Regions from separate parts of the Mus musculus genome. Here regions 1, 2, 3 and 5 are each linked to region 4. A link is a loop called in an ENCODE intact Hi-C map of the cell type or tissue named here. Cell type or tissue: left cerebral cortex. All regions are shown on one strand. Each heading gives the region's core, and the rest is flanking DNA. Links, peaks and the distances in the headings are about the cores only. Region 1 overlaps Il16 (interleukin 16). Region 2 has its middle 59 kb from the start of Olfr291. Region 3 has its middle 23 kb from the start of Mesd. Region 4 holds the start of Cemip (cell migration inducing protein, hyaluronan binding). Region 5 holds the start of Abhd17c (abhydrolase domain containing 17C).

Evidence for each region. Peaks named below come from ENCODE experiments on the same cell type or tissue, not always from the same donor. Only the 100,000 strongest peaks of a DNase experiment are listed, where the experiment ranks them.
Region 1: a loop joins it to region 4, with 4 times the contacts of the local background. A loop is called at or near these places in 2 of 42 quality-filtered maps.
Region 2: a loop joins it to region 4, with 9 times the contacts of the local background. A loop is called at or near these places in 2 of 42 quality-filtered maps.
Region 3: it touches region 4 in a loop (6-fold over the local background); 32 of 42 quality-filtered maps call a loop at or near these places.
Region 5: a loop joins it to region 4, with 3 times the contacts of the local background. A loop is called at or near these places in 10 of 42 quality-filtered maps.

What each region holds. Positions count from the first base shown.
Region 1 is chr7:83,666,109-83,671,987 of GRCm38, forward strand. Il16 (interleukin 16) reads right to left here. Exons shown (of 19, transcript NM_001360087.1): 9 at 3,984-4,101; 10 at 768-900. Among named protein-coding and RNA genes, the nearest start is that of Stard5, 37 kb to the left of the region's middle. In left cerebral cortex, for the core only: a CTCF peak has its summit at 2,804 (motif pointing right); a DNase peak (open chromatin) is centred at 2,816.
Region 2 is chr7:84,791,609-84,797,487 of GRCm38, forward strand. No RefSeq gene overlaps it. Among named protein-coding and RNA genes, the nearest start is that of Olfr291, 59 kb to the right of the region's middle. In left cerebral cortex, for the core only: a CTCF peak has its summit at 3,265 (motif pointing left); a DNase peak (open chromatin) is centred at 3,238.
Region 3 is chr7:83,912,045-83,917,923 of GRCm38, forward strand. No RefSeq gene overlaps it. Among named protein-coding and RNA genes, the nearest start is that of Mesd, 23 kb to the left of the region's middle. In left cerebral cortex, for the core only: a CTCF peak has its summit at 2,726 (motif pointing right); a DNase peak (open chromatin) is centred at 2,731.
Region 4 is chr7:84,084,009-84,089,887 of GRCm38, forward strand. Cemip (cell migration inducing protein, hyaluronan binding) reads right to left here and starts at 2,497. Exons shown (of 29, transcript NM_030728.4): 1 at 2,250-2,497. In left cerebral cortex, for the core only: CTCF peaks have their summits at 2,719 (motif pointing right) and 5,150 (motif pointing right); DNase peaks (open chromatin) are centred at 1,305, 1,657, 2,478, 2,714 and 1 more place; H3K4me3 peaks cover 2,434 bases; H3K27ac peaks cover 1,254 bases.
Region 5 is chr7:84,149,364-84,155,242 of GRCm38, forward strand. It overlaps Abhd17c (abhydrolase domain containing 17C), which reads right to left and starts at 2,530. Exons shown (of 3, transcript NM_133722.2): 1 at 1,919-2,530. The coding sequence starts at 2,481. Gm39044 (a long non-coding RNA gene) reads right to left here. Exons shown (of 3, transcript XR_869770.2): 3 at 4,323-4,665. LOC117997403 (a long non-coding RNA gene) reads left to right here and starts at 2,777. Exons shown (of 3, transcript NR_169136.1): 1 at 2,777-3,008; 2 at 3,183-3,321. In left cerebral cortex, for the core only: a CTCF peak has its summit at 3,064; DNase peaks (open chromatin) are centred at 2,060 and 2,802; H3K4me3 peaks cover 2,760 bases; H3K27ac peaks cover 542 bases.

The sequences.
Region 1 (5,879 bases), core at 256-5,255, 420 kb before region 4:
CCTATAGGGTTGCAGATCCCTTTAGCTCCTTGGTTACTTTCTCTAGCTCCCATTGTATTTCTCTCTTCTATACTCCACATATTCTACCCTGTTCAAAGGTCGGAACAATAAAATATGAACCTGTTGCATCTCGGGCTAATGGCCTATAGCTCCCCACTGTATCCAGAAAAGAACAGACTCAGCAGCAGTGTGAGCACACTTATAGTACAATTCCACCCAACATTCCTTTTTACAAAGCTATGGCTCATTGCTTCTGACTCTGACGTTGAACTTTGTGCTCCCATTTACTGGGATGATTTTCTAGAGAAACCTAACCTCTAGTGACCTCTGCTTTACTGATCCTGCCCCTTCTCTGTGGTCTCTTTACTGGGGCCATGAGCTTATTCTGGGATCCCCACTATAAATTTGCTCAATCCTAAATCCTCATGGCTGAGCTCTAGATATTTTCACTGTGAGTGCCCACCAGGTGCACACACAAATAGATCGCTTGCACTTGATACATGGGACTCTGGGTTTCTGTCTCTCTGTCCCGAAACGTGTAACTCAGCTATAAGATTTTCCTACGTGGATATCAATTGTTTCTGCTGACTAGGAGTTTGTCAGTGGGTCTCTGCTATAGAGAGTTGTTCCCACACAAAGTCTGAAAGGGTTTGGATGAGTACAGATCAAACCCCAGCCAGCAACATCTCTTTTTCCATTCCGTTCTTCCTCTGACGTTCATACTGATCGAGTGAGCCTAGGCAGAGAAAAGCCTGATGGCACATTACCTGTGGGTCCGGATGTCGGCTTACGATGATGGGAACTGGGCCAGGGTCACAGTGGCTCAGGATTGTGTAGACTTCATTGAGAGTCAGGCAGTGCACTGGAGAATCATTGATTTCCACAATCTCATCACCACACCTGCAAAAGCACCCACAGGAGCCTAAAACACACTAACAACTATGACAGAAAGAGGGTCACCTTTCAGGAACCCACTCCTTGTGTGTCAATGCAGCAATGCACTCCTGTCACTGTGGACCATCTGGGCCAGTGATTCATGCACAGAGCAGTCAACACAAACTCTGTTCACCTGTCACTCTCCCTTCCTTCTTCCCTTGACCTGCTCAACATTGAAGTCATGCTTTACCCTCTCTAGCTGACCAGCCATAACATAATTCACCACATCCTGGCCCTTGATGTCCCCAGAAGTAGAGTGTCTTGGAGGAGGAAGGACTGGGCAGCATGTGCTAAAGGTAAAGAAATCACTGAGGAAGGATGCAGCAGAGGTCCTTGCAAAGAGAAGCAAGAACATCCGCCAAGGAAACTTATTTTAGTTCCAAGATGGGTGTTGCTTGTACTAGCAACTGCTGTGCTGTGGATTAGAATGGTACCTTCCAAAGGCCTTTGCACCAAAGGCTTAATCCTCCATTGGGTGCTATTGAGAGGTGGTGAAACTGAGGAGCTAGGGCCCAACGTAAGCCCTCTGGTTACTGGAGGGGGGGTGCCTTTGCAGGGACCACTGTGGCTCTGCTCTCTCCTCTTTGTCAGCATTCTAGACAGAGGTGAACACTTTGTTCTGGCTCCTCTCCCTGCCCTAATGTGTTTCCTCATCACAGACCCACATGCCGTCGGACTGGTCAGACACATATGGATTTTCCAGAACTGTGAGCCAGAATAAACCTCGCTTCTTATAAGTCGATTGCCTCAGATAATCGCTACAGTGACAGAATGCTGGTTAACACAACCACTGAAACAGAAAACAAAGATACAAAGGACAGGATTGTATCGTGTTGTTGATATAAACTGTCCCGTCTCGTCTTATGGCAACTTTGTACAAGCTAAAATCATCTGCAAGGAGGGAATCTCAACTGAGAAAATGCCTCCAGAATATCAAGTTATAGGCAAACCTAAAGAGCATTTTCTTAGTTAGTTATTGATGGGGGAAGACCCAGCTCATTGTGGTGGTGCCACTCCTGGGTTCTATAGGAAATCAGGCTGAGCAGGCCTCTATGCAGCACTCCTCCACCGCCTTTGCATCAGCTCCTGCCTCCAGTTTCCTGCCTTGCTTGAGTTCCTGGTCTGACTTCCTTCAATGATGAACAGTGATATGGAAGCATAAGTAAAATAAACCCTCTCTTCAAGGTACTTCTCGTCATGGTGTTTCATCATAGCAATAGTAACCCTAAGACATGGCCCAATTCCTTCCACCCTTGCAGATGGAGAAACTGGGGCATCAATGGTGAAATGACTTTTCTATTGCAACCTATACTGGGGAGGGACACTTTTCTGTAAAGAGCCAAGAGTAAATGTTTGTTTTCCAAGACATGATGTCTGTGTCACAAATGTTCAACTCTGTCACTGTAGGTGACAGCTGCAACCTTGGACAGCAAACAAGAACAGTGCATGGCTGTGTTCAAACAAAACGTTAGTGTAAACGAAGGTAGCAGGTAGTCGTTTTCAAGTGATCAGCTGGGTCAGAATGAGAACTTGAGTCTCCTGACTCTGCACCCCCTGCTTCCTTCTGTGTTTCTGCAGAGCTGACCCCCTTATCTTGCCAAGATGATTCACATTCTCTGGATGTGGATTTTTAATTAATTTTTTGAATTTTGAATAATTGAAGACTCCAGCCATGTAACACAGAAGAGTCCCTACCCCATGGTGGGCCTCTGATGGGGGCAAAAGAGATAAAATAAACACCCCAACTCTGAGTTGGGTCCACCAATTCTGCAACAAGATGCCCTGACTCTAGAGCTAGGTCACCTAGCCCTGCTCCTGGGCCCCTATCTCTGCAGGAATGTCCCCAGCACAGTAGCAGTGCTTCTCCTGCAGATGGCAGCACAGATCTATTCCTAGCTCCGCATCTCTATCCTGACTCTCACACTAGGAAAAAAAAAAACTGAAAATCAGGACAAAACCTTCCTGCTTAGCAAAAGTGTGTCCTAGCAACAGATGCATTTATACCACTGGCAGATGTTAGAATAGCTGCAAAAGTATTGTAACAGGTTAAACTAAGATAAATGATTTCTACCTAATCAGATCACTTACTGATTGCAGGAGTTCTTTGTAGAGGTGTGACTGCAGTATCTAAAATCATTTTGCTTCTCTCAGCAAGGACATGCATGGACATGGCTGGTTGGCTTAAAACACCTCTGTCTGCATGTAGAGCTCACAGGTAAACCTGAGAGATGCCCATCTGTGACACCATGGATTCTGTGTGTTGAATCTGAGTTAAAATATGCTTCCTTTCTATTTGCCCTTGCAGCCCGGCATTCTCAGAAGCCGTGTTTCTTTAACTGTTACATGCACACAGACTTCTTAGGAATCAGTAACACTGGGCATAGCAGCTCTGGTGTAGGGCTGCGAAGACCGCAATCCTGCTGTTGAGGTTTGATCTGTTGCTGTGCATTGCAATGCTAAATACTGGCCCCTGAGATCTGTTTGCCCCCAATGAGTGGATCATCAGGGATGAAGAGATCCCTATGTATACCAAGTGATGCTATGTCATCTTGACCCCAAAATTATCCCTGATTGGTCAATAAAGATGCCTATGGCTTGAGCAGGAGAAAGGTAGGCAGAGTTTGGGTTCCCAGGCTTTGGGTCTGAGGCAGAGACCACAAGGTAAAGAGAAGAAGAAGGAAGAGAGTATCATGTGGTGGGTGGATTGTGAGAACATGGCCAGCCAGTTGAAAGAGCAACCCAGGTAGAACAGGCCAAATGATATCTCAGGGTTATTGACAGGGAAATAGATCAAGTAGCTTAGAGCCCAGCTCTAGTACTTTTAAGGCTTATTATAAATATAAAGCTTTTGTGTCTTTCGTTTGGGAACAAAACAATCTAAGGTGGGATTTAAAAACACCCAAATTGTATTTACCACACCAGGTGACTGACATGGCAGCTGTTGATGTGTAACAGAATCAAGACTGAATATTTCACCATTTCTGCTGAGGTCAACTCAAGATACTCCATGCTGTAAGACAAGGGTCTATTCAGAAATGAGGACTCACCTCAGCCGTCCATCAAGATGTGCCACGGATCCTGGTGACAGTGTGTGAACGAAGATGCCTGAGATGCACTGGAAGTAGGGGATGCTGCACAGGCCGATCCCCAGGCCAACACCTGCCTCTGGAATGCAAAATGGAGGAAGAGTGGAAGATGTGAGCCTTTCTGGGGTGGGGACTAGCCTATTAGGTGTCTCTGACCCCTGACATCCTGGGCTTGTCAAGTGTCTTGGACACAACATTCATTCCAGCCCTGTGTGTGGCGTGTCACTGTGCACAGGGGCCACTTGGGGACCAAATGATGCCCAAAGCAGACAATGAGAAGGGGGTGTAGTAAGGTCAAATGGAGAAACACTAGGAAATGAGAGAGGGAAGACACCAGGCAAGAGCTAGAGGAAGTGGGAAGAGGGGAGGAGACAGTGATCTATGCAGGAAATGAATGGGACCGTGTTAGAAGGTGGCAGCACAGCCCTTCATGCCTCAGGGACTACATTTAGTCTAAACCATGGATGACAATAAAGAGCCAGGATGAGGAGACAGGGCAGACAATTGACTAGCGGAAACAGCCCAGGCATAGGCTGGGCTGGGAGGAATACATCATGTTGCTATAGGTCCTGAAAGGCCATTGTGGGCAGAACATGGATAGACATGCAGAGAGGTGATGGACCCAAGAGCATGGATCCCAGGCAACCAGGAATGCGGGATGCAGAGAGAGATGAGGTGGCATAGGGCAGGGATCAAGGGCTGGACTCAAAAGGCTTTGTATGCACAGGTATACAAAAACAAACTCTTTGACTGAGAAGAAATGCCATGGGACAGTCAGGAATGAGGAAGTGGTATACCTTAACTTCCATCTTTAGTAATATATCTGGCTTTACAAGGAGAGATAACTATGGATGGTTAAGAATGGAAGTGCAAGGATCACTGGAAAGGTCCAGAGGGGTAAAGAGGGCAGCAAAGCAGAAACAGGAGTGCACAGAATATACTCCAAAGGGGTGGAATATAAGCATAGCATGATAAAATTTCTCCAAGGCAGTCTTGAATTGAGGGATTGGTGGGCGACAGGCTGCTTTCAAACAAGGAAATCTGGAAAGGACCAGACCTATGAAGTCTTGCCCTACAGGCACTCATGCCGTCCATGAGGTAACTGGGAAGATGTGAGAAGAAGATGGTTGCACAGGGCACATGGGTCCTAGACAAACAGAATGCAGGTGATGTTAGGGGTATGGGGACCTCCAGAATGGCAGAGGAGACAGATGGTTGGCTAGATTGGAAAGGCCTTGGAAACAAAAACATGGCAGCTAGGAAGGACCAAATGGAAGGTCCATGGAGTAGTAAGGAGAAAGAGCCTCCTTCAGGTTTTCCTTAGGCATACATAGCTTAGAAAAAGTGGTTTCACCTTTTGATGTTTGTTCTCCCAACAGCACCAAGAGGGATGGCTGTTGTGGGTTATTGTTATCAAGGTTAAAAAATATATGGGCTGTGACATGCACTGTGAACAGAGATCAAAGTCGATCCTGATACCCAGGTCTCCTAACCAGGGCAAGAGCTCTTTGGCTTAATAGGCCTGTGGGTCCCTGAAGCTCACACCAAGCAAGACTGAAACAATCTGCGGGGACAGAGGCTATGATGTGGCTGCTTAAAGCATCTCAGCACTGGTTCTAGTGCAGGCCATCAGGAGAAGCAGCAGACTAACGCCATGACTCACCCACATACCATGCCATGCCTGCTCCCTGAACTTCACCACAGGAGCCCTATGGGCAGTGTACAAAGACAGATCTATGGCTACCGAGATTTTGTGCCAGAGATGCGTGAAGGCTTAGCAAGCTTGTGGTCCAGCAGAGGCACTGAGACATGCATCCGGCAAGGGGCCCATTGCCTGCTTCTGGCCCCCATTCCTAC
Region 2 (5,879 bases), core at 303-5,302, 710 kb after region 4:
TATGTCCAATTTTCTGAGGAAACACCAAACTGATTTCCAGAGTGGTTGTACAAGCCTGCAATCCCACCAACAATGGAGGAGTGTTCCTCTTTCTCCACATCCACGCCAGCATCTGCTGTCACCTGAGTTTTTGATCTTAGCCATTCTGACTGGTGTGAGGTGGAATCTCAGGGTTGTTTTGATTTGCATTTCCCTGATGATTAAGGATGTTGAACATTTTTTCAGGTGATTCTCTGCCATTCGGTATTCCTCAGGTGAGAATTCTTTGTTCAGTTCTGAGCCCCATTTTTTAATGGGGTTATTTGATTTTCTAAAGTCTACCTTCTTGAGTTCTTTATATATGTTGGATATTAGTCCCCTATCTGATTTAGGATAGGTAAAGATCCTTTCCCAATCTGTTGGTGGTCTTTTTGTCTTATTGACGGTGTCTTTTGCCTTGCAGAAGCTTTGGAGTTTCATGAGGTCCCATTTGTTAATTCTTGATCTTACAGCACAAGCCATTGCTGTTCTGTTCAGGAATTTTTCCCCTGTGCCCATATCTTCAAGGCTTTTCCCCACTTTCTCCTCTATAAGTTTCAGTGTCTCTGGTTTTATGTGAAGTTCCTTGATCCACTTAGATTTGACCTTAGTACAAGGAGATAGGTATGGATCGATTCGCATTCTTCTACATGATAACTAGTTGTGTCAGCACCATTTGTTGAAAATGCTGTCTTTTTTTTTTCCACTGGATATTTTTAGCTCCCTTGTCGAAGATCAAGTGACCATAGGTGTGTGGGTTCATTTCTGGGTCTTCAATTCTATTCCATTGGTCTACTTGTCTGTCAGTATACCAGTACCAGGCAGTTTTTATCACAATTGCTCTGTAGTAAAGCTTTAGGTCAGGCATGGTGATTCCACCAGAGGTTCTTTTATCCTTGAGAAGAGTTTTTGCTATCCTAGGTTTTTTGTTATTCCAGATGAATTTGCAGATTGCTCTTTCTAATTCGTTGAAGAATTGAGTTGGAATTTTGATGGGGATTGCATTGAATCTGTAGATTGCTTTTGGTAAGATAGCCATTTTTACAATGTTGATCCTGCCAATCCATGAGCATGGGAGATCTTTCTGTCTTCTGAGATCTTCTTTAATTTCTTTCTTCAGAGACTTGAAGTTTTTATCATACAGATCTTTCACTTCCTTAGTTAGAGTCATGCCAAGATATTTTATATTATTTGTGACTATGAGAAGGGTGTTGTTTTTCTAATTTCTTTTTTAGCCTGTTTATTCTTTGTGTAGAGAAAGGCCATTGACTTGCTTGAGTTAATTTTATATCCAGCTACTTCACCGAAGCTGTTTATCAGGTTTAGGAGTTCTCTGGTGAATTTTTAGGGTCACTTATATATACTATCATATCATCTGCAAAAAGTGATATTTTGACTTCCTCTTTTCCAATTTGTATCCTCTTGATCTCCTTTTTGTCAAATTGCTCTGGCAAATACTTCACGTACTATGTTGAAGAGGTAGGGAGAAAGTGGGCAGCCTTGTCTAGTCCCTGATTTTAGTGGGATTGCTTCCAGGTTCTCACCATTTACTTTGATGTTGGCTACTGGTTTGCTGTATATTGCTTTTATCATGCTTAGATATGGGCCTTGAATTCCTGATCTTTCCAAGACTTTTATCATGAATGGGTGTTGGATCCTGTCAAATGCTTTCTCTGCATCTAACGAGATGATCATGTGGTTTTTGTGTTTGAGTTTGTTTATATAATGCATTACATTGATGGATTTTTATATATTAAACCATCCCTGCATCCCTGGAATAAAACCTACTTGGTCAGGATGGATGATTGCTTTAATGTGTTCTTGGATTCAGTTAGCGAGAATTTTATTGAGTATTTTTGCATCGATATTCAAAAGGGAAATTGGTCTGAAGTTCTCTATCTTTGTTGGATCTTTCTGTGGTTTAGGTATCAGAGTAATTGTGGCTTCATAAAATGAGTTGGGTAGAGTACCTTCTACTTCTATTTTGTGAAATAGTTTGTGCAGAACTGGAATTAGATCTTCTTTGAAGGTCTGATAGAACTCTGCACTAAACCTGTCTGGTCCTGGGCTTTTTTTTGCTTGGGAGACTATTAATAACTGCTTCTATTTCTTTAGGGGATATGGTACTGTTTAGATCGTTAACTTGATCCTGATTTAAATTTGGTACCTGGTATCTGTCCAGAAATTTGTCCATTTCGTCCAGGTTTTCCAGTTTTGTTGAGTATAGCCTTTTGTAGAATGATCTGATGGTGTTTTGGATTTCTTCAGGATCTGTTGTTATGTCTCTCTTTTCATTTCTGATTTTGTTAATTAGGATTTTGTTCCTGTGCCCTCTAGTGAGTCTAGCTAAGGGATGTCTATCTTGTTGATTTTCTCAAAGAACCAACTCCTCGTTTGGTTAATTCTTTGAATAGTTCTTGTTTCCACTTGGTTGATTTCACCCCTCAGTTTGATTATTTCCTGCCGTCTACTTCTCTTGGGTGAATTTTCTTCCTTTTTTTTCTCTAGCTTTTAGATGTGATGTCAAGCTGCTAGTGTGTGCTCTCTCCAGTTTCTTCTTGGAGGCACTCAGAGCTATGAGTTTCCCTCTTAGAAATGCTTTCATTGTGTCCCATAGGTTTGGGTATGTTGTGGCTTCATTTTCATTAAACTCTAAAAAGTCTTTAATTTCTTTTTTTATTCCATCCTTGACCAAGGTATCATTGAGAAGAGTGTTATTCAGTTTCCACGTGAAAGTTGGCTTTCCATTATTTACGTTGTTTTTGAAGATCACCCTTAGTCCATGGTGGTCTGATAGGATGCATGGGACAATTTCAGTATTTTTGTATCTGTTGAGGCCTGTTTTATGACCAATTATGTGGTCAATTTTGGAGAAGGTCCCGTGAGGTGCTGAGAAGAAGGTATATCCTTTTGTTTTAGGATAAAATGTTCTGTAGATATCTGTTAAGTCCATTTGTTTCATCACTTCTGTTAGTTTCACTGTGTCCCTGTTTAGTTTCTGTTTCCACGATCTGTCTATTGATGAAAGTGGTGTGTTGAAGTCTCCCACTATTATTGTGTGAGGTGCAATGTGAGGCACGAATTTCAAGGCATTTTAAAATTAGGAGGATCCTCCCTCCTTCCCTGCAAAGCCAGAAAGACCAAACTGGAGAGTTAAATAGAAAACAGCAAGTTCAGTACAGAACAACAGTCTAGTCTTTGTCTGTCTTAGAAAATCCTAGGGCTCCACCTAGTGTCTAGCTCCTTTAGAATTTGAGCACTAAACTAGAGCTAAGATGTTGAGCTGGTGGAGGTTAGGGGGTGTTAAAGAAGAAGTCTCTGTACTAATACTCTGCAGTTTTTAATTACTATTGGTCTTCAGTATAGCTTGAGGTCAGGGATGGTAATTCCTTCAGAAGTTCTTTTAATGTTAAGAATTATTTTCACTATCTTGGGTCTTCTGTTTTTCCATATGAAGTTGAGATTTGCTCTTTTCACATCTGTGAAGAATTGTGTTGGAATCTTCATGGAGATTGCATTGAATCTGTAGATTGTTTTTGGTCGTATGACCACTTTTACTTTGGCTATTGGTTAATCTTACCAATACATGAGTGTGGGAGATTGCTACATTTTCTGAGTTCTTCAATTTCTTTCTTGAGAGACTTGAAGTTCTTGTCATACAGAACTTTTGCTTGTTTGATTAGAGTTACACAAAGATATTTTCTGTTATTTGAGCCTATTGTGAGGGGTGTTTCCCCATTTTCTTTCTCAGCCTGTTTATCATTTGTATAAAGGAAGGCTATTGATTTGTTTGAGTTAATTTTATATCCAGTCCCTTTTCTGAAGTTGTTTATCAGCTGTAGAAGTTTTCTGGTAGAATTTTTTTTTGGTTGCTTATGTATAATATCATATCATCTGCAAATAGTGATACCTTGACTTCTTTTTTTCGAATTTGTTTCCCCTTGATCTCCTTTTGTTGTCTGATTGCTCTAACTAGAACTTTGAGTACTATATTGAATAGATTCAGGAAGAATGGGAAGCCTTGTCTTGTCCCTGATTGCTTTAAATATCTCTCCATTTAATTTGATATTGGTTTTCTGAATATTGCTTTTATTATGTTTAGGTATGAGCCTTGAATTCCTGACCTCTGCAGTACTTTTAACATGAAGGGTTGTTGTATTTTGCAAATGTTTTTTCATCATATAATGAGATGATCATGTGAATTTTTCCTTGTTTATATAGTGGATTACGTTAATGGATAGTACAGGGACAGACAAATTGATCAATGAAATAGAATAAGACACAGAAATAAACCCACATACTTATGGACACTTGGTCTTTGACAAAGAAGCCAAAAACATATATAATGGAAAAAAGAAAGCATCTTTAGGAAATTGTGCTGGTCTAATGGGCAGTCGGTATGTAGAGTTCTGTTCAGGAAATTTCCCCTGTTCTGATATGTTCAAGGCTCCTTCCCACTTTCTCTTCTATTAGATTCAGTGTATCTGGTTTTATGTGGAGGTCCTTGATCCACTTGTACTTGAGCTTTGTACAAGGAGATAAGAATGGATCAATTTGCATTCTTCTACATGCTAACCACCAGTTGAACCAGCACCATTTGTTGAAAATGCTGTCTTTTTTTCCACTGGATGGCTTTGGCTTCTTTGTCAAAGATCACTTAACCATAGGTGTGTAGATTTAATTCTGGGTCTTCAATTCCATGCCATTGATCTATCTGACTGTCTCTGTGCCAATACCATGCTGTCTTTGTTTGTTTGTTTGTTTGTATCAGTATTGCTCTGTAGTATAGCTTGAGGTCAGGGATGGTGATTTTCCCAGAAGGTCTCTTATTGTTGAGAACTATCCTGGTGCTTCTGTTATGCCAGATGAATTGGAGAATCGCTCCTTTTATCTCTGTGAAGAATTGAGTTCACATTTTGGGGATTTTATTGAATCTTAGATTGCTTGTGGCTGACAGGAGCCTGGTATGGCTATCCTCTGAGAGGCTCTGACAGAGCCTGACCAATACAGATTTGGATGCTTGTAGCCAACTGAGCAAGACTGAGCAAGGGGACCCCAATGGAGGAGTTAGAGGAAGGAATGAAGGAGCTGAAAGGGTTTGCAATCCCATAGAAAGAACAAAAGTATCAACCAGCCAGACCCCCACCCCCCCAACAGAGCTTACGGGGACACCAACCAAAGAGTACTCATGGAGGGACCCATGACTCCAGCTGCTTAAGTAGCAGAGGATTGCCTTATCTGGCATCAAAGAAAGGGGAAGCCCTAGTTCCTGTGAAAACTCTGGGATGCCCCAAAGTAGGGATATGCTTATAGACAGGAGTCTAGGCGAGCTGTCCTCTGAGAGACCTAACAAGCAGCTGATGGATGCAGATACTTACAGTCAACTAATAGACTAAAGTTGGGGACCCCTTTGGTTGAATTAGGGAAAGGCTGGAAGAAGCTGAGGAGGAGTGCAACCCCATAGGAAGACCAGCAGTCTCAACTAACCTGCACCCTGGAGACCTCTCAGACACTGAGCCACTAACCAGGCAGCATACAGGAGCTGATCCAAGTCCCCAGACATGTATATAACAGAGGACTGTCTGGTCTGTTCTCAATGGGAGAAGAGACTTGAGGCCCCACGGAGTGGGGAGGCCTGGCGGGAGCAGCACCTTCTTAGAGACATGGGGGAGGAGGGATGGGATGAAGAGCTGTGGGAGAGGGACCAGGAAGGGAGACAATGGCTGGAGTGTAAAAAAATATAATAAAAAAAGAAGAGGCCACGAATTGAGAGAGAGGGAGAAAGAGAGAGTCAGAGAGATAGAGAGATAGACAGAGAGACAAAAACAAGTTTGTGTGTACATGGGAGGAGCTTCGGGGAG
Region 3 (5,879 bases), core at 399-5,398, 170 kb before region 4:
AAGGTTTCAAAAGCCGTACGCCATTTGTAGTACATTCTCTCTGCTTCCTGTTTGTGGTTCAAGATGTGAACTCTGCTGTTGCTCCAGCCACCTGCCACCTGCTTCCTCCACTCCATCCCCACAGACTATTAACCCTTTGGAACTGTAAGGCAAATAAACTCTTTCTTCTATACATTGCCTTGTTCCTGCTGTTTTCTTGCAGCAACAGAAAAGTAATTATCATGCACAGAGCTCTGGGTTTGAGCCCTAGCACTGTAGAAGGAGTGGTGTCACATGCTTATAATCCCAGCATGCAGGAAGTAGAGACAGAAAGTTTAAGGTCATCTTCAGCTGCTCAGAGATTTCAAAGCCAAATGACAGTATCTGAGCTCTGTCTCAAGAAAAGAAAAGAAAAGAAAAGAAAAGAAAGAAAAGAAAAGAAAAGAAAAGAAAGAAAAGAAAAGAAAAGAAAAGAAAAGAGGGGAGGGGAGGGGAGGGGGGAAGGGAGGGTAGGGTAGGGTAGGGGAGAGGAGAGGAGGGGGAGAGGAGAGGAGGGGGGGGAGAGAGAGAGGGAGAGAGGGAGGGAGAGGCAGAGGGAGAGGGAGAGGCAGAGGGAGAGGGAGAGGGAGAGGGAGAGGGAGAGGGAGAGGGAGAGGGAGAGGGAGAGGGAGAGGGAGAGGGAGAGGGAGAGGAGAGGGAGAGGGAGAGAGCCTTTACTGACCCTGTGATGAGAGAAAGGGCTCACTTGAGAATGCAGTGAAGACAGCTGGAGGTTTATAGCCAAGGGCAGAGTGTACAGCTTTGAGCAGCAATGGTTAAGAGGGATTTGATTATCTATCAAGGAAGAGGGATTCTTGTTAAACTGGTTTATGACTCAAGTTTGATTTTGTTTTTGAGACTAGACATTGCTTTGTCTTTCTCTTTTTTTTAGATTTATTTATTATTATATCTAACTACACTGTAGCTGTCTTCACACACACCAGAAGAAGCCATCAAGATCTCATTGCAATTGGTTGTGAACCACCATGTGGTTGCTGGGATTTGAACTCAGGACCTTCAGAAGAGCAGTCAGTGCTCTTAATTGCTGAGCCATCTCTCCAGCCCCGAGACCAGACATCGCTGTGTAATCCAGGCTGGGTTTGAACTTGAAATCCCCTGGCCTCGCCCCCCCCAAATGCTGGGGTTATAGGTGTGGATCACCATGGTTGGCTTCTGACTGGAGGTTTGCAGGAAGCAGGGGACCTTTCTTTTCTCTGGCATGATGCAATGTGCATAGTCCTTCTTGTACTCAGGCATCAGCTCTTGACTGTGAGACCTGATGGTAAAATAGGACCCCATGAGGAGTATGGAAGGTTTGGAAGATTTAAATCCTTTCTGATGGAATCTGAAAGAGATTCACCTCCTTGATCAAACATAAGTCAGGCTCCTTCAAGCCCACTAGGCCCCAGCCCTTAGCATTCATCTATGGCAAACTTATATCTCCCAGTTTGGCAAGAATCCTGTCAAGTCAGTTCTCCTCGCATCCCATACCCTTGATATCACACTTCATATAGATATGGGTCAAATGTGAAGTGTCTCTTCGGTTGTGTGTTAAAGCATAGTCCCCAGCTGGTAGCACTATTTTGGAAATATTTGGAATGTTCTGGAAAATTTAGAAGATGGGGTCCAGTTGGAGGAAGCTCACTTAGAGGCGTGCCTTTGAAGGCTCTCTCTGGTCCCCAACCCCTTCCTCTCTGGTTCCGTTCCTACGAACAGCTTTCTTCACTTGCTTATACTGCCGCAGCACTGTGCCTTAGTGCATGGGACCAAGCAATAAGGGCTTGAAGCTCTGAGGAAGACAAACTGCTTAAACTGTTTTATGTCCTGCATTCTGTCACAGTGAAGAGAAACAAGAGAGATAGAATGTCTGATGTTTTCACTCCTTACCACTTCTGACATGATGTTTTAGCAAGGACCCAGTGAGCCAGTTTGGCCAGGACCCCCTCACACTTGGCAGTATCTGCTATCTGCTGTCTTCATCCCCCGACTCTACCCTGCCTCAGCTATAAATTCCAGTGCTCAGAACGCTCTTCTGTTGCAAGAGATCCCGATTAAAACCTGGTTTTATTATCTTCCTATTATCAGACTGTGCAGCATCTGAGAGGAAAAGGCCCTGAAGAACTGGGAATGCTGAGTCAGCTTTCCAGAAGTTCTGTTGTAGAGCGGTGCACAGCAGCGAGCATAGCTAGGTTTTTAGAGATAATGCGCATTCTCACAACAGCTCTGCAGGTAAGATGTGGCAGCTTATTTACAGGGTAGTGGGTTGAGGCAGAAAGGGACCTGCCCGGTGATGTTAACGGGTAGTGAGTGCCTCGTCACCTTCTCAAGACTCAATCAGAGGAGGTGGAGCACACCTGACGTCCATGCGCTTGAGAGTCTGAAACCATAGAATTGTGGGGTCAAGGCCATTTGAAATCTCATTTCAAGAGAGAGAGAGAGAGAGAGAGAGAGAGAGAGAGAGAGAGAAGGAAAGAAAGGAAAGGAAAGCAGAGAAGAGAAGAGAAGAGAAGAGAAGAGAAGAGAAGAGAAGAGAAGAGAAGAGAAGAGAAGAGAAGAGAAGAGAAGAGAAGAGAAGAGAAGAGAAGAAGAGAAAAGAAGGCTAGAGTCTCTTCTGTATAGTCCTGAAAAAACAAGACAGTCCTTTGCTCTCAGGATAGCCTTCCCATTTGAGGAATCGATTTGAAATCTGAGTGGTTCCCACTAGGGGGCAGCAGAGACCGGTTGTGCCTTGCTGTTTCTCCAGCTCTTTGGGGTTTTTTCACTGAGGTCCTCTGGTAAGAATTCTTCAGTTATTACTCAGTCAAACTCGTGTTTTGTGAAAATACACCCCTGTAACTCAATTTATCTTTGAAATATAAGTGATCATTTGACCCCTATGCATCCTTTAACATGACCTATATTAATTTAGGTTAGAGAGACTGTTTGGTGAGCAAAGAAACCCTGCACACCAAGCCTCATAACCTGAGTTTGACCTCAACATTCACTAGGTGGAAGGAGAGGACCAACTACTAAAACTTGACTTTGACCGTGGCATGTGAGCACCTAATATACTAAATAACTTATATCACCCTCAGCAGCCCTATGTGATAATGATATATATGTTACTTTACACAGAGAGAAGCCACAGTCCAGAGAAGCAGCCAATTTCCCAAAGTCCAACCACAAAGCAAAGACAAAGGTGAGGTTTGAACTCATGTGTTTGGATTCTGAAGTCTGCCCTAGTTCCCTCAATTTGCCTCTGGGTCTTGTTCCATGGGCCTCTCTGCAGACCCACCTGCTTGCAGTTCCAAACACTCTTTTCTCTCTTAAAATTTTTTATTATTTAAATGCATTTAAACATTAAACATATTAATAATATTGAATATTTTGAGAATCAAATAATACATAAAATTTGTTAAACTTTTATATTCATATCCTTTTACATCCTAAAAATATCATTAATGAACATTTAATACTACCCATAACAGAGGATCCTATATCTAATGTTGAATACTAAATTGTTTCAAAACACACAAAATATTCTTTGGGAATTTTTTTTTCTGTTTTTCTTATTTTCTTTCTTTCTTTCTTTCTTTTTTTTGTTCTTTTTTAATTAGATATTTTCTTTTTTTATATTTTAAATGTTTGGGAATTTTTTTCTGTTTTTCTTATTTTCTTTCTTTCTTTTTTTTTTGTTCTTTTTTTTATTAGATATTTTCTTTATTTATATTTTAAATGTTATCCCCTTTCCTAGTTTCTCCTCTGAAAATCCCCTATCCTCTCCCCTCTCCCCCTGCTCACCAACCCAACTACTTCCAATTCCTGGCCCAGGCATTCCCCTATACTGGGGCATAGAACCTTCACAGGACCAAGGGCCTCTTCTTCCATTGATGACCAACTAGGCCATTCTCTGCTACATATGCAGGTAGAGCCATGAGTCTCTCCATGTGTTTTCTTTGATTGGTGGTTTAGTCCCAGGGAGATCTGGGGCTACTGGTTAGTTCATATTGCTGTTCCTCCTAGGGGGCTGCAAACCCCTTCAGCTCCTTGGGTACTTTCTCTTGCTCCTTTATAGGGGACCCTGTATTAGTCAGGTACTGGCAGAGCCTCTCAGGCGACAGCTATATCAGGCTCCTGTCAGCAAGTTCTTGTTGGCATCTGCAATAGTGTTTGGGTTTGGTGGTTGTTTATGAGATGGATCCCCAGGTGGGGCAGTTTCTGGATGGTCATTCCTTCAGTCTTTGCTCCGAACTTTGTCTCTGTAACTCCTTTCTTTGGGAATTAAACATAATAAAGGAGCATAAAATATTAAAAAGGAATCATGAAGAAATATATTCAAAAGCCCTTATATGAAACAACCTGACACAGTGAGAGAATGTTTAAGGCACATTTTATATCTGTGTGCATTGTCTAACTATAAGTTTACTTTTAAAAGATTATCAGTGAGCAGAATTCTTTCAATCTGGAATTTTCTGTGACTTCCAGACCTTACAGGTGATGTGACAAGTTGTGTGTTATTACACACTCGTTAGAAAAATGCTGCACTTGGGCTCCTTGGTCTCTTTCCTCAAAAGGCCTTAAAAACCAGTCACAGACTATGGAGATTTCAGCCTAATGGCTTAGCCTAGTCTCTTCCCTAAAGTTTCACCTCTATACAGCATTTTTTTCTCCCTCTTCCTGTTTCTTGAGACAGGGTCGCACTGCATTGCCCAGCTTGATTCAAGCTTGTGAACTCATGTTTCTACCTCCTGTCGTGACTTCCCATGTGGCCAGGACTATTAGACACTTGATACTTTATATATAGAAATATTTCCTACAAAGCAGTAAGAGTTAAGAAAGAAAGAAAGAAAGAAAGAAAGAAAGAAAGAAAGAAAGAAAGAAAGAAAGAAAGAAAGAAAGAAAGAAAGAAAGAGGGGACTGGAGAGATGGCTCAGTGGTTAAGAGCACCAATTGCTCTTCCAGAGGTCTTGAGTTCAATTCCCGCAACCACATGGTGACTCACAACTATCTGTAATGAGATCTGATGCCCTCTTCTGGTGTGTCTGAAAAGAGCAATGGTGTACATAAAATAAATAAATAAATCTTTTTTAAAAAAGGAAGAAAGAAAAACAAACAAACCACTAAAATTATCAGAAGTGGCCAGTTTACATAAGGGCAAATGTGTTAAAATTCCATGTGTGTCCGTGTCTTCTGTAGTTATAAGATATCATTGGAAAGAACAGTGAGGTGCATCTATTAAACTATTAAACAAGTGGGTTGTAAAAAGAACTAGAAAGTAAATACTTTGAAAGAAATAAAAAAGAACTCGACCCTCCTGGACAGCGGTGTTAGAAGAATTACTTGGAGCAACTTTTCTGCAGAGCCGTTCAGCGTTGTAGAAGAAGAGCATCAACAAGCATGCAGATTGTGGCTCCAAAGAACATGCATCAGTGATACCAAGGACTTATGAAAAGAACACGTGGTGCAGTGTTTTATTTTATTTATGGTGGTCATGCACATCGTGAAATAGGCCAGTGATCAGAGACTGGTTAAATCAGCACCCCTCCCAGCTGAAGAGTCAAGTGACCATTGAGATATTGGTGACTATTAAAGCTAACCCATCAGCCATGGTGATTCACAATATTTTTTCTAGTTCTATTAACTTTATTATTTTTCTTTACTTTTAAAATATTTTAAAATTTATTTATTCACCTTACATCTCAATATCAGCCCCAGCTCTCCTCCCAGTGCTCTCTCACACAGATCCTCCCCACATTCCCCTCTCTCCTCCTTTGAGAAGGGAAGCCCCCCTCCATTACTCCCACCCTCACCCACCCTCTCTCCCTCCCTCCTTCCCCTCACATCAAGTCCTTGCAGGACTAGGCATATCCTCTCCCACTAAT
Region 4 (5,879 bases), core at 616-5,615:
TTCGTAAAAATCCTTCCACTTCTCTTCCTTCAGCACTTTCACCAATGTGAAAATAACAAGGTGGTAGAACCAATCCCAACCAGTTACTGGGCTAAGAAAGGGGACAGGGGGCGGGTAAGCATTTCAGAAAAATGCGCAGCACTTGGAAATGCACCTGTAATCTGGATCATTCTAGCAGAGTTCTCTGTGCTCAGCACTGGACTTAAATGCTTTGCCTTATACTGGTAATTTCAGCCACTTACCGAGCGATTCCGCTTGCCCCCAGTTACAGGGGAGGAAAAAAAGTTGACTTTCCTGAAGTCACAGATCTCTCTGTTTCTCTCTTTCTTTCCCTCTCTCCTTTCCTTTCTCTTTTTGTAACTATTTATTATATGTATGCTTCAGTCACAAGCAGGAAAGACCTGATTTCTTGCAGTTTTTAAAATAAAGAGACACACATTTCTGTATTTGAGTGTAGGTAGTACTGACAAAAGATCCCATCCCGTATCATTTCTTAATAAAAGAAGGACATAATCCCTACTCTGTTCCCAGATAGTCAGTTTGAACCATCCATCAGCTACGGCTATGTGGAGCCTTTGGAAGCTTCCTCAAGAGTCCAGCTTTAGAGGACACTGTTAGGATCAGAAAGAGCATGGCTGCTTTATACACCCACTCAGACACTTCCTTCGTAATTTTTTAAATGTGTTTTTTTTCTCCATTCTCTCATAAACTGTGAAACTAAAGTATTGATTCATTATCATATTATTACATTGTTTAATTTTACAAAACTGACCTTACACCGTGCACTGAAAGCAGTTTAGTTCTGTATCTAATTATATATACTTTTACCTCATTGTCTGGGTCATAGAACAAAAGTTTCACACCTGTCTCACCTCTGAGGGATCTCCATGTTGTCACATAAGAATAAAGGAAGCCCCTAGTGACATCAAGGGGCTACACAGAAAAAGATGCAAGCTCTGCTGGGACCTGGTAGAAAACCACAGCCTCCGGCAAAGTAGGCTCCCTCCTGAGTGGTTAGTGCCTCCAGAAAAAAATGCCTAGGTCCCCAAGACTGTTAGTCCCTCTCTACCTTCCTAGTGTCTGAACACCTTAATCAGTGAGGGAGGTGCCTGAACACACCAGACTCAGGGCCACAGGCCCCGAGTGGCGGAAGTAGCTGGGAGCTGTCCATGGTGGCGCCGAGCCTGGGCACGCGGAGCAGCCTATTCCCCGCCCGCGGGCGCGCCTTAGGGTCCCTCTCCAGACCGCGGAGATGGAAATGACTCCCTGGCTCACGGTCTCCTGGACAGGCTTCAGCCAAGCCGTGGCTCTCACATCAAAAGCTTGGTTTTAAAGAGAAGGTCTTACCTGTGGGCAGAGTTGGCTGCTCGGAGCAGGACTGAGAACCTCAGACCTGGGGCGGGTAGAGTGTCCAGTCTTGGGGAACACCGGCACAACGCTCGGTCAAGAGCACAAGGATTCTCTGGGGTTCATTCCGAGATGTCACCGAACCAGAGCGGAGAGCTTGAGAACCGTGGACAACTCAGTCTTGTGCCTTATGGAGACCTTGGTTTTTCTGTCAATCTAGCGAGACCCTTCTTGCAGATGCTGTCTGTTGCCAGGGGCCACCAAATGTCCCTGCAGCGCTGCCAGGCTTAGTGTTTGTTTAAATAACAGCAGAGGCCACCGAGGTCGTCTAACATCAGATCATCTCCTCCAGCCCGGTGCCAGCGTATCACTGGGAGGGCAGAGGCAGGTTAGGGAACCCAGGAGACCTTGCCTACGTGGTAGCGACAAGGTACAGTCTTGCGAAGCTCACCATTAGCCACACGGTAAGCGCGTTCCCTGCACCGGGCTCCTTGCGAGACCTGCCTAGGGGCCATCTCTCTTCGATTAGACACTGTTGTTTGTGTGAACATCTGGTGCCATTCACAGGGGCACAAACTAAGCAAAACAGAAATCCACCTCCCGTCGAATACATTCCTGGACGATGGTGTCCCCAACACCTGACATTTGTAAAGATTTCAGAGACGAAGGACCGTGGCGGAGGCGTGTGCCCACCAATATATTCATGGATAGGCAGGCAGGCAGACAGACAGACAGACAGACAGACAGACAGTGGTAGACAGCATAGAATAATAGGCTGGACAATCAGACTGATGGAGGGCAACGTTCTACCTAACAGAGGGGAGAATGTGGGATCCGGTCTCTCCTCTCCTCCCCATAGCTTAACCCAAGCAGCCCTCGCGCCCTAGCTCCGGTCCTCTTACCTCAGGTTGATGACCGAGACCCTGCCACGCCTCGGGGATCTGGAGTGCAGCATCCCGTAGTCTAGTATCTGATCCCACGCGTTGAGCTCCTGAGCGTAAGCAAGTGGGACGGGAGCTGGCGGAAAGTGGGGTGCAGATTCCGACCTCACTCGGCACAGTGCTCCAGCAGCACCAGACCACTGCCACTCAGCGCAGAAGGCGCTCCTCGCTCGACTCCGCGCGCTCACTGGCTTAGTAGCTAGCTCGGAGCTGCCAGCCCGAGCCGACGCTTTTTATAGTCGCCTTCCGGGCCTGACTCCTCCCCACCAGAGCCCCCGGCGCCCGCACTCATCCCGTCCCCCCTGTCCCACCCCTGTCTCTGGGCAGCGTCCTCCCACTCACCGCGGTGGGCGGCCTGCGGGGCTGGACCCGGGCGGGCTCTGGCGGCCGCTCCGGGAGCCGCAGACCTGAGCCCGAGAGCCGCCGCCGGGACAAGCCGTGGCCACCAGGTGAGGGCGCTGGAGCCTAGGACGAAAGCTGCGGACCTCCGAGGGCTTAGTGATGGAAGCGCAGCTTGTATCCAGTGGCCTCCCCAAGGGACAGTCAGCCAGAAAAAAGAGATTTTGACAGAGTCGCCACCACTCTACGTTCAGGCTGTTAGATTTCAAACCCGTAACACTTTTTGTAAGCCAACATAGCAACAGAATCCAGGATCGCCTAGGTCTAGAGGTCTCTTAGAGAAGATCTTGTTTTGAAAGCTAGGGAGATGACCGCTAAGATGTTTACAGGTTTGAAAAAACAGAGTTCAGTTCCCAGAATCCTCATAAAAATGCCTTGGGTGGGCAATAGCCCTAATTTGTAATTCCAGAGCTGGGGAGGTGGAGACAGGTGGCTTGTTGGGGCTTGCTGGCCAGTCCGGGTAAAATAGAGATACCCGGTCTCAAAAACAAATAACACTCCAAGCAGCTTGACCTCTGTCTTAGGGGACACACACATACACACACACACACACACGGATAGTAGAGTTACTTCTTCACATGTGTCAGTTTTCTGCACATGCCAGTTACTTGACCATAAACAAGGGACTTCACCATTGGGCTCCCATGAGCCTGGAGAGAGGATTTCAGTGAGATTTTGTGGGTACTAAGTCATAGTAAGTGTTTGCTATCCTGCATGTAGTCTGTGCCTGGACAGGACAATGTTCTCAAGGATCAAAACAAGACAGTGCCACCAGTGAGTTATCCTCTGCCATAGGAATAAGTAAGCCCACCCAGAGCATCTAGCATCTCCTCAACACTGGGTGCCCTGAGCACCAGCTACCTATCCACTCTGACCCTGGCAAAAAGGGTGAAAGGTGCTGGGGATTTTTTTTTCCATTTCATTTTAATTCTAAGATGACAGCTTTGGTTGCAATTCTATATGCTGTCCCTCTTTGAGACTTATTGCTCAGCTCCCTCCTCTGGTTAATGAGAGTTCTCAAGTACACATTTCTTCCTGCCTGCCAATGTCCTATGCTCACTGCTGTGCGAGAGGGTCTTCATTCTAGGCAGTGCCCACCAGCTTTAGGAATCTCAGTGCAGGCTTTAGGGCCAGTCTATGGCAGAGACTTTGGAAGCCCCTGTCTAGGTCCTCTGGGCAGCAGCCTTTGGGCCATGTGTTGGAACCAGGGAAGCACAGCACTCCACCCCAGATCTTCTCTAGAAAGCTGGAACCAAAGATCAAGAGTCTCAGTTTGCCTTTGAACTCCAAGCATACCATCAACGGGGTCTGGTAGCAAGCTTCCTTTCTTTGCTCTCCCTTTCTAGCAGAATAAAACTGAGACCTACCTCCTTATAAAGTGCCTATCCAGTCCTTGCAGTACACATACTTGCTGAATCCCTTTCTTAAGGAACCCATTCCCCAGGCCCACAAACAAGGAGGAGCAGGTGACTGGGCATTGTGCTTGGACCAGCCTCACTGGGGCTCCTTCTCCCACCAGTGGAGCACAGACCAGAGGCTGCAAAGCAAGGGAGGAGCTCATCTTCACAGGCATCTCAGGGATGAGGAGTAATCTCCTGCTTAAGGGATGGGCTCTGGGAAGTGCTTTGTCATGCTTTCTCCAAGATGCAGAGTGTCCAGCTCATTCCTCTGGCATCCAGTTTTCTTTTATCATCGGCTCATGCCTGGGGTGGAAGAAGCTGATGAATTACAGACAGGCTCCACATGTCTAAAACCAGATTCTCCAGCCACGTCCACTCAGCATTTCTACCCAGGCCTTTGTAACCCGCAGTGTATGATGGGTAATTCTTTTGGTGTGGATTACCAGCAATGTGAACCTGATGGATTTCCTATCTACACTTCTCTAAATCCAAGACTTATAAATGCAGAGATGGGGGCTAGTTGCAAAATGAACTGATAGCTTTCAAGTTCTTGCCAGGATCCCCAGAGGGACCAGTGGTGCTCTTGGCTGGGGGTGTACGGCGTCACACCAGCCTCTAAGACCTGCACTGAGTTCCTACCACCTTCCTGGAATATTCAGCCCTTAGACCTCATCCTGTAGGATGTCATATCTTGTCTTGCCCTGCTCCACCAACTGCCTGAATCTGACAAGGCAGCCATATTTCACATCCATCCCTTAAAACAAAGGTCACCTCACTTCACCTATTGACCACCAACGCTACCACCATCCATACACACCTGTGCACAGTTTGAAGGGCTGTCCACACCTGTAGCTCTGTTCTCCAAATCCGACTTCCTGGGATTTCCCTGACTTCTCCTCTAAGGTACTGAGAAAACCATCAGAAACAAGAAGCAGGATAAGGCTGCATGGGTTGGCTCTAGACCTTGAGAGTTCTACTAAACAAGCAAAACAGTGAACCTCGGGTATATCCCCAGAGACTGAACCGCTCAAGCAGGGGAAAGGAGCAAATTGCAATGCCACCAACAGGGGTCACCCTTGGACACAGAGCCTGAAGCTGGCGTCAGGAAAAGAACATTCTGAAGTCTGCATCCTGAAGCCAGGTTTCTAGCAAGTTCGAGTTGCTAGATTCCTGTTTTGTTGAAGGCCAAGGAGCTTGCCCAGTAGGGCACATCTGGCAAGAATTTAGGACAGGAAGTCCTAGGACCCTGGTCAACCTTTCAGGAGCTGTTTAAGTGGATTTCTACCTTTCTCCCGCGAGCTGGTCACCACCACAGAGAAAGACGTAGATATAGAATACTCATAAACTGGTGCTGAGTATATTCTTTTCCTAATTGAAAAAAAAATTCTATGTGTTTCCTATTTTCAAGAAAAAAAAATTTTTTTTTTTTCAGAAAATGAACCCAGTGGGAGGGGTATCACCTAGCTTCTGGTTACAATGTACCAACCAGTTTACAATGTAGACAGCTACAGTATACAATGTTTTTAAAAGCCAGGCACAGTAGCTCATGCCTGTAATTCAGATTAGTAGGTGGAGGAAAGAGAATCTGGAGCCCAGGGCCCTTCTCAGCTCCATAGAAATGGGTGTTGGTGAGTTGTAGACATGAGCTTGGTCCTCTGAGAGAGCCTGAATTGAGAAAACACCTATCATACTGGCCTGTAGGCATGTCTATAGAACATTCTCTTGATTAATGGTTGACATGGGAGGGCCCAACCAACTGTAGTTGATATTATCCTGGGGCAAGTGGTCCTGG
Region 5 (5,879 bases), core at 551-5,550, 65 kb after region 4:
AGGGAGGAGGTGATGGTCAGTCTCAGTTGCAAGGTGAGTTTGAGACCAGCCTCTGATTCATAAGGCCCAGCCTCCAAAAGCAGTTAAAAAAAACAAAACAAAACAAAAACCTAAAAGCAACAACAACAAAGGATTTGTGCTTATTTTAGATATGAGTTCTAGTAAAACATTAAATAAACCACAAGCAAAATTTAAAGATATTAACAGGTAATTCGAATTTTAACTTATCCCCAACAATGCTTTTTATATGCAATAGACTGCACCCCACATATGTGGTAAAGCAGACATACACACTCAAGTGTGAAAAAGAGAAAGGTCCACATGGGAGCAATGTTCTGTAGGAATTTCTACAGACCATCAACTCAAGGTAGTACTTCTGTGTTTCACTGTAGAAACATCTAGTACTAAAATCTATTTTTAATACCTACACTATGGCAGATTAAGTAGTTCAAGATTGTGCGACACGTGTGGGCACAATTACGGGGTGACTGGACAGCCTCAGAGAGCCAGCTCTCTCCCTCCACCTCTGGATTGCACAGGGGAAACTTTGGTCACCATGTCCACCCACAAAGCAGCCTGCACCCACTCAGCCATCCACCTACTCCACATATTTTTCTCCAGGCAAGGTCTTACTATGGCCCTGGCCAACATAGAACTCACCATGTAGCTCAGGCTAGCCTGAAACTTTGAGCAATCCTCCAGCCTCTGCCTCCCTCCAGAGTGCTGAAGCATATCCCACACCAGCACTCCACTCCCCGCTTCTGACAAATACTTCTGAAACCTGTTCTTGGGAGCAGGTGGCATGTGACTACTTGTGGATCCTCAGCCACTCCATCAGGATAGAATCCAGCCTCATCTGCCTACATCATTCTCCAAAAACTATACCCCAATTGAGGAGCCCTCCAAGACCTCAGAAGAATGTGAGCAAGCATCTTAGAGTGAATACTAAGTACTTCTCTGTTATACAAGCCATTTCTCAAGAAGCATAAGGGATAACTTATGAACATATGTGCAACACATATGGAAATAAAGTCATTATTACTGGCCATGTACTTAGCTTAGCAAATAGACGTTTCATAAAAACGATACAAAGGTCTCTAAAAAGAACAGTGCCTACTGTCATTCTGGGGACTTATTCCTCTAACGAAATCCAAGCTCATTACACACAGGACCTCAGGTACGGTTGCCACCTGTGCTATGGGGATTGCATGGGAAGGTCACAAGCACCAAAACTGGTCAGGTCACTTGACTTTCCCGCAAACCAAATGTCTAAGTTCAGAGTAAAACTTAAGTTAGTTCCCCCCCCCCCCAACCTGGTCTGTCCTCAGAATATAACAATTTGTGCTTAGCATATAAAAGACCCTGAATAAATACTTTCCAGTTTTATGAACGCTAACTCAAGGTCAAGAGATTTCCTCACGCCTATAACACTCTGCGCTACTGGTGGTGTTTAGGGAAGGTTCTTCAGCTAACTTCCTGATCTCCCAGTGCCACATACTCTGCGGGACCAGGAGGCAAAGTCCTCCCCACACCCGACCCGACCCAGCCTTAAGGGCTGCACAGGCATCGCCCCAGGGACACTTTCTACTTGGAAAGTCTTTTAGAGGTCATCGTCTCTCCCCAGCTGTCAAGGGCTCTGAAAACCCCAAGGTCACTTCTACCAGACCTTCGGGGTCTGCGCGTAGCTCAAGACACAACTCAAGCCCAACCAAGTTGGTTTGGCCGGTACATTGGCATCCCCCACAGCGGCCACGTGCGTTTAACCGGAGCCACAAAGACTCCAGGCCGCGCGGGCCAGTGAAAAGCAGGCAGGACCCTTTAAGTCTGAGCTCTCCATCCCCGAGGGCTGTTGCAATCTCGAGCGAATGCAACAATCCGGGAGCACAAGCCCGCACCCCAACCGTGGCTCGGGGCTCACCGGGTGCGCAGTGCCTGCCACGCGGCGTCGATGTCAGCGTAGAGATTCTTTTCGGAGGGCTTGCCGGAGCTCACACCATAGCCCGAGTAGTCGTAAGAGAAGATGTTGCAGTTGATGCGCGAGCCCAGGCCGATGTAGAAGCTACACATCTGGCCCAAGTCCACGGCGTTGCCGTGCGAGAAGAGCAGCGTGTAGCGGCTGGAGGGCGCGCAGCGCACGAACATGCAGCCCAGCCGGTTGTCGCGGGCCGTGCGCGAGAAGAAGACCTCGACGGCGTCCAGTTCGCGCTGCGAGTACTGCCAGTCGGCGCGCTCGCTCAGGTGCAGGCTGCACGCGCCGGGGCCCGCACCCTCCTCGGCCGGAGCGGGCTGCGCCGCCGGGGCGGGCGCGGGGGTCGCCGCGGGAGCGGGCGCGCGCTGCTCGGGCGCCAGCACCGTGTAGGTGGGTTCGGGCGGCAGGAAGGCCAGCTTGGCGGCGATGCGGCTCGGACAAGGAGGGCAGCAGAAGAGCCAGCACAGCTCGCCGAGCGAGAAGCCGTTCATCCTGGGGCCGGGCTCGGGCATCGGGGCGGCCTGGCGCCCGCCGCGGGCGGGAGGGAAGCGCAGGGAGCGCAGAGGGAGAGCGCCGAGAACTGGAGGCCGGCCGAGAAGGCGGAGAGGCCAGGGGCGGGGCCAGGCGGGCGCGGCGCGGCGAGCGGGGCGGGTCAGCGGCAGCCCCGCAGCCCCGGCGAGGTGCGGACGGCCGGGGCTCGCGCGCGGCACACAAAGCCCGCGGCGGCGGCGGCCATGGCCCGCTCCAGCGCGCCGCCCCGCCCCCGCACGCTACTGCCACTTCCGGGTTACCGCGCCGCGCGCCCCCACAGGCGGGCGGGGCTACCCATCGGAACGGACGCCCCAGTCTGAAGCAGGACTCCCCGGGCTGGGCGGGGCTCCCGCCTCTTGGGCGGGAGTTAGCGCATCTGGGCGGGGCTACTCGTTAGAACAAACTCCCCGGTCCGAAGCGAGGCTCTGGAGTCTGGGGCGGGGCTTAGCGCGATTGGGGCGGGGGTCTGAAGAGATTAGAGCGGTTGGGACAATCCTGGATTGAAAAGGTAGGTGTGCAGATACTTTAGGATTCAGTTCTCCAAAACCAGCTTTCTGTCCTGGTGGAGTTATTGGGAATTTATGTAAAAGATAATTATTGAGAAAGAGAATTGAGTACATTAAAAATGCCTTGCTTTCCTCTAATCAATGCTATTTTTTTCTCTTTTGGTTGTTTGAGACAGTTTAGCCTACACTGGTTTAGAACTCACATGCTTCTAGCCTCTACCACCACTTGCTGAGATTCAAGACTTCTTGAACAGCCACTACCATAAATGCTCTGGTCCATCTCGTACGTGTTCCCGTGTTGCAGGCGGCTGTTGGGTATGTACAGCTACGCAGGTCTTTCTGTAATAACAATTACAGCAGAGCCTGTTGGTTTTACAACAAATGGTGTCAACACGGTCCTCTCTCACCCCCATCCCTTACATCATCCCCTGTGGTGCCAACTGGATACTCCATATCTGTCCTTTTTGATGTTAGTTTCTCTAGAACTGTTTTGGCGCCAGACTTTTTAATCATGAAAGACATGTTACAACGATTTTAATCCACTATTGTCTTGGCTATAGGCTTTAAGTGATTTTCCAAATATAACTCTCAGGGCTTCTGAAACCGTGTGAACCCTGGTGTCCGGTTGGCAGAGCCTCTCCTCTGGACTTTGGCACCAGGCTTTCCTTTCAGGGGTAGGAGGTCATTTTAGGCTACCTGCAATGAATACAACCAGAGCCCCAGTGGGCAGTCACCATTCCAGACCTCATAAATGTCCCAAGAAGGATTACAACATTTTTTAAACAAAAAGAATTTTGAGCATCCTAATATAAATTGATTTACCAGTACCACTTTAAGTAGTAACCTTGTGGACTGAGTTTTCAAAGGCCGTATCTTCACTGAATCCCCAAAAGCCTGCCCACAACGCCTCTCCAAGTCTGTTTTAAAGTTAGATGGGCAAAGCTGCTCTTCCCTAGCCAGGCTTTAGTGACTGACCCCAAGTTTTTCCCAAAGACTCTGGGAGTTGTTTCATGTTAATATTTTGCCTGCTTGTTTCCCGTATTAAGTCAACGTGTGTCGTGTTTTTCAAGCAATACCTACTGGGTCAGTCGCCAGAACTGCAAAAGATAGGACCATCTCTGCCATAGTCAGTCAAGACACTCTAAGAAGACCGAAAACAGTTTTGCATGTGAATTAAACAAGCCACCAACTCAAAAATGGTGGCGGGGATCAGAAGTTCAAGGTCATTCCCAACTTTATAGTGAGCTGATGCCAAACTGGGCAATGAGACCATGTCTCAATTAAATAAGCAAACAATCAAATCAGCTATTTGTGAACATTTAAATATTATTATTATTATTATTACATGTGTTTTGGGGGTGGGCATAGGTAGCCTTAGGCAATGGTCTCGGGTCCCCACTTGGTGGTATTTCTGTGAGGAACATAAGCTAGTACATTTCACTTTAGTGCAGAGTGAAAATAGAGGACGCTGAGTACCGAACTGAAGTGAGAAGCATCTACTCTCGTCTCAGTCAGTCTTCCTCCAGCACCGTTCCTCCCACCTGACAGAATGCAATAGCATGCAGTTCATGAGCAGACAGCTAATGATGCCTAAGTCCACATCTTTGTGCTGCCAATAGGGAGGATAGCAATCATATTCCAGATGTTCTGGTGGCAGTCCTGTTGGGAAATTTAAAGTTGGCTTAGTTTAGTCTCCTTTTGCAAAGGACTTGTGCAATATGATTTTGTACATTACCAACAACTAAATAGAACAACTAAATTTTTGGATCATTTTAAGAAGCTGTACAGAGGGAGGCTCCCTGTGAAAGTAAACTGATTTGTGTCTATCTGACTATTAAACTTAAACCCTTATGTTGTGTGCCATAGAGAGCAAGCCTTGCTCACCCATGCTATGCAGAGCTGAGTTAGGCTTCGTGTGGCCCTCTAAATGAGATGTGCTGCCCAGGTCTGACAAACTCAGCCTCTCAGCACATCTGTCATATAAAAGCTCCTCAGGAAATACATTCTAGTGTTTGGATGCCAACTTCTCTGTACAACCATCTTTAGCTGTGAACATCCACACGTGAGACAGGATGCCTTGGCATTTGGGCTGAGGGAGTTTAACATCTACCTTGGAGAATAGCTGTGCCCTATTAGATACAAGGACCAGGGTTAACAGATGTCCAACTTGACCTTTAAGAACTCCTATGTGATTCTTACCATTCTAGCAGAGTAAGGTCTAACTTTGAATTCAGACCAGCAAATGTGTTTGTTGGGTCCTTAGCATTAGTCTAGTCAATTAATTGACCTGGGACATGTGAAGGGACAAAGTCATATCACAGCCAGTGTTAGGATTATCACTGCTGTTGAAGTAACTCTTGCCCCACCCACCAGCTAGGGCTAATGAGCTAAACACACCATGTAGCTGAAGGCATCGACTTCAATATTTGATACTGGCATTTACATGTTCAACATTGTTTTTCATATTAGTCTTCTAGGTGTTGAGTTACTGAAGATTGACTTGATTTGTAAAAGCAAGCCCATATTAATATGAAAAAGGTGATTTATGTATTATGACCAGAAGAGAAGGGTATAAAAGTTACTTTTATTCACCTGATGTAATTTGTTGTCTAGAAGCTTACTGCCTTTGTCTGCTAGGCCTAGTCCTACAAGCCCTAGCCTCCGTACAATCTAATCTAGACCTAAAATGCTTTCCGCCTCTGAGACTTGATGTTGAACATGATCACCTTTTCCGAGCTCTTTCTGATCTCTGGCTGGCTGGTTCAACTCAGCTGTTCTGGCTCAAACTACTGTCCTAGCTGACTGATCCAATCTCACTTCTCTCAGTTTCTCCTGAGTTGCTTTGCTTCGTCTCATATTCTTTGGCTATATGT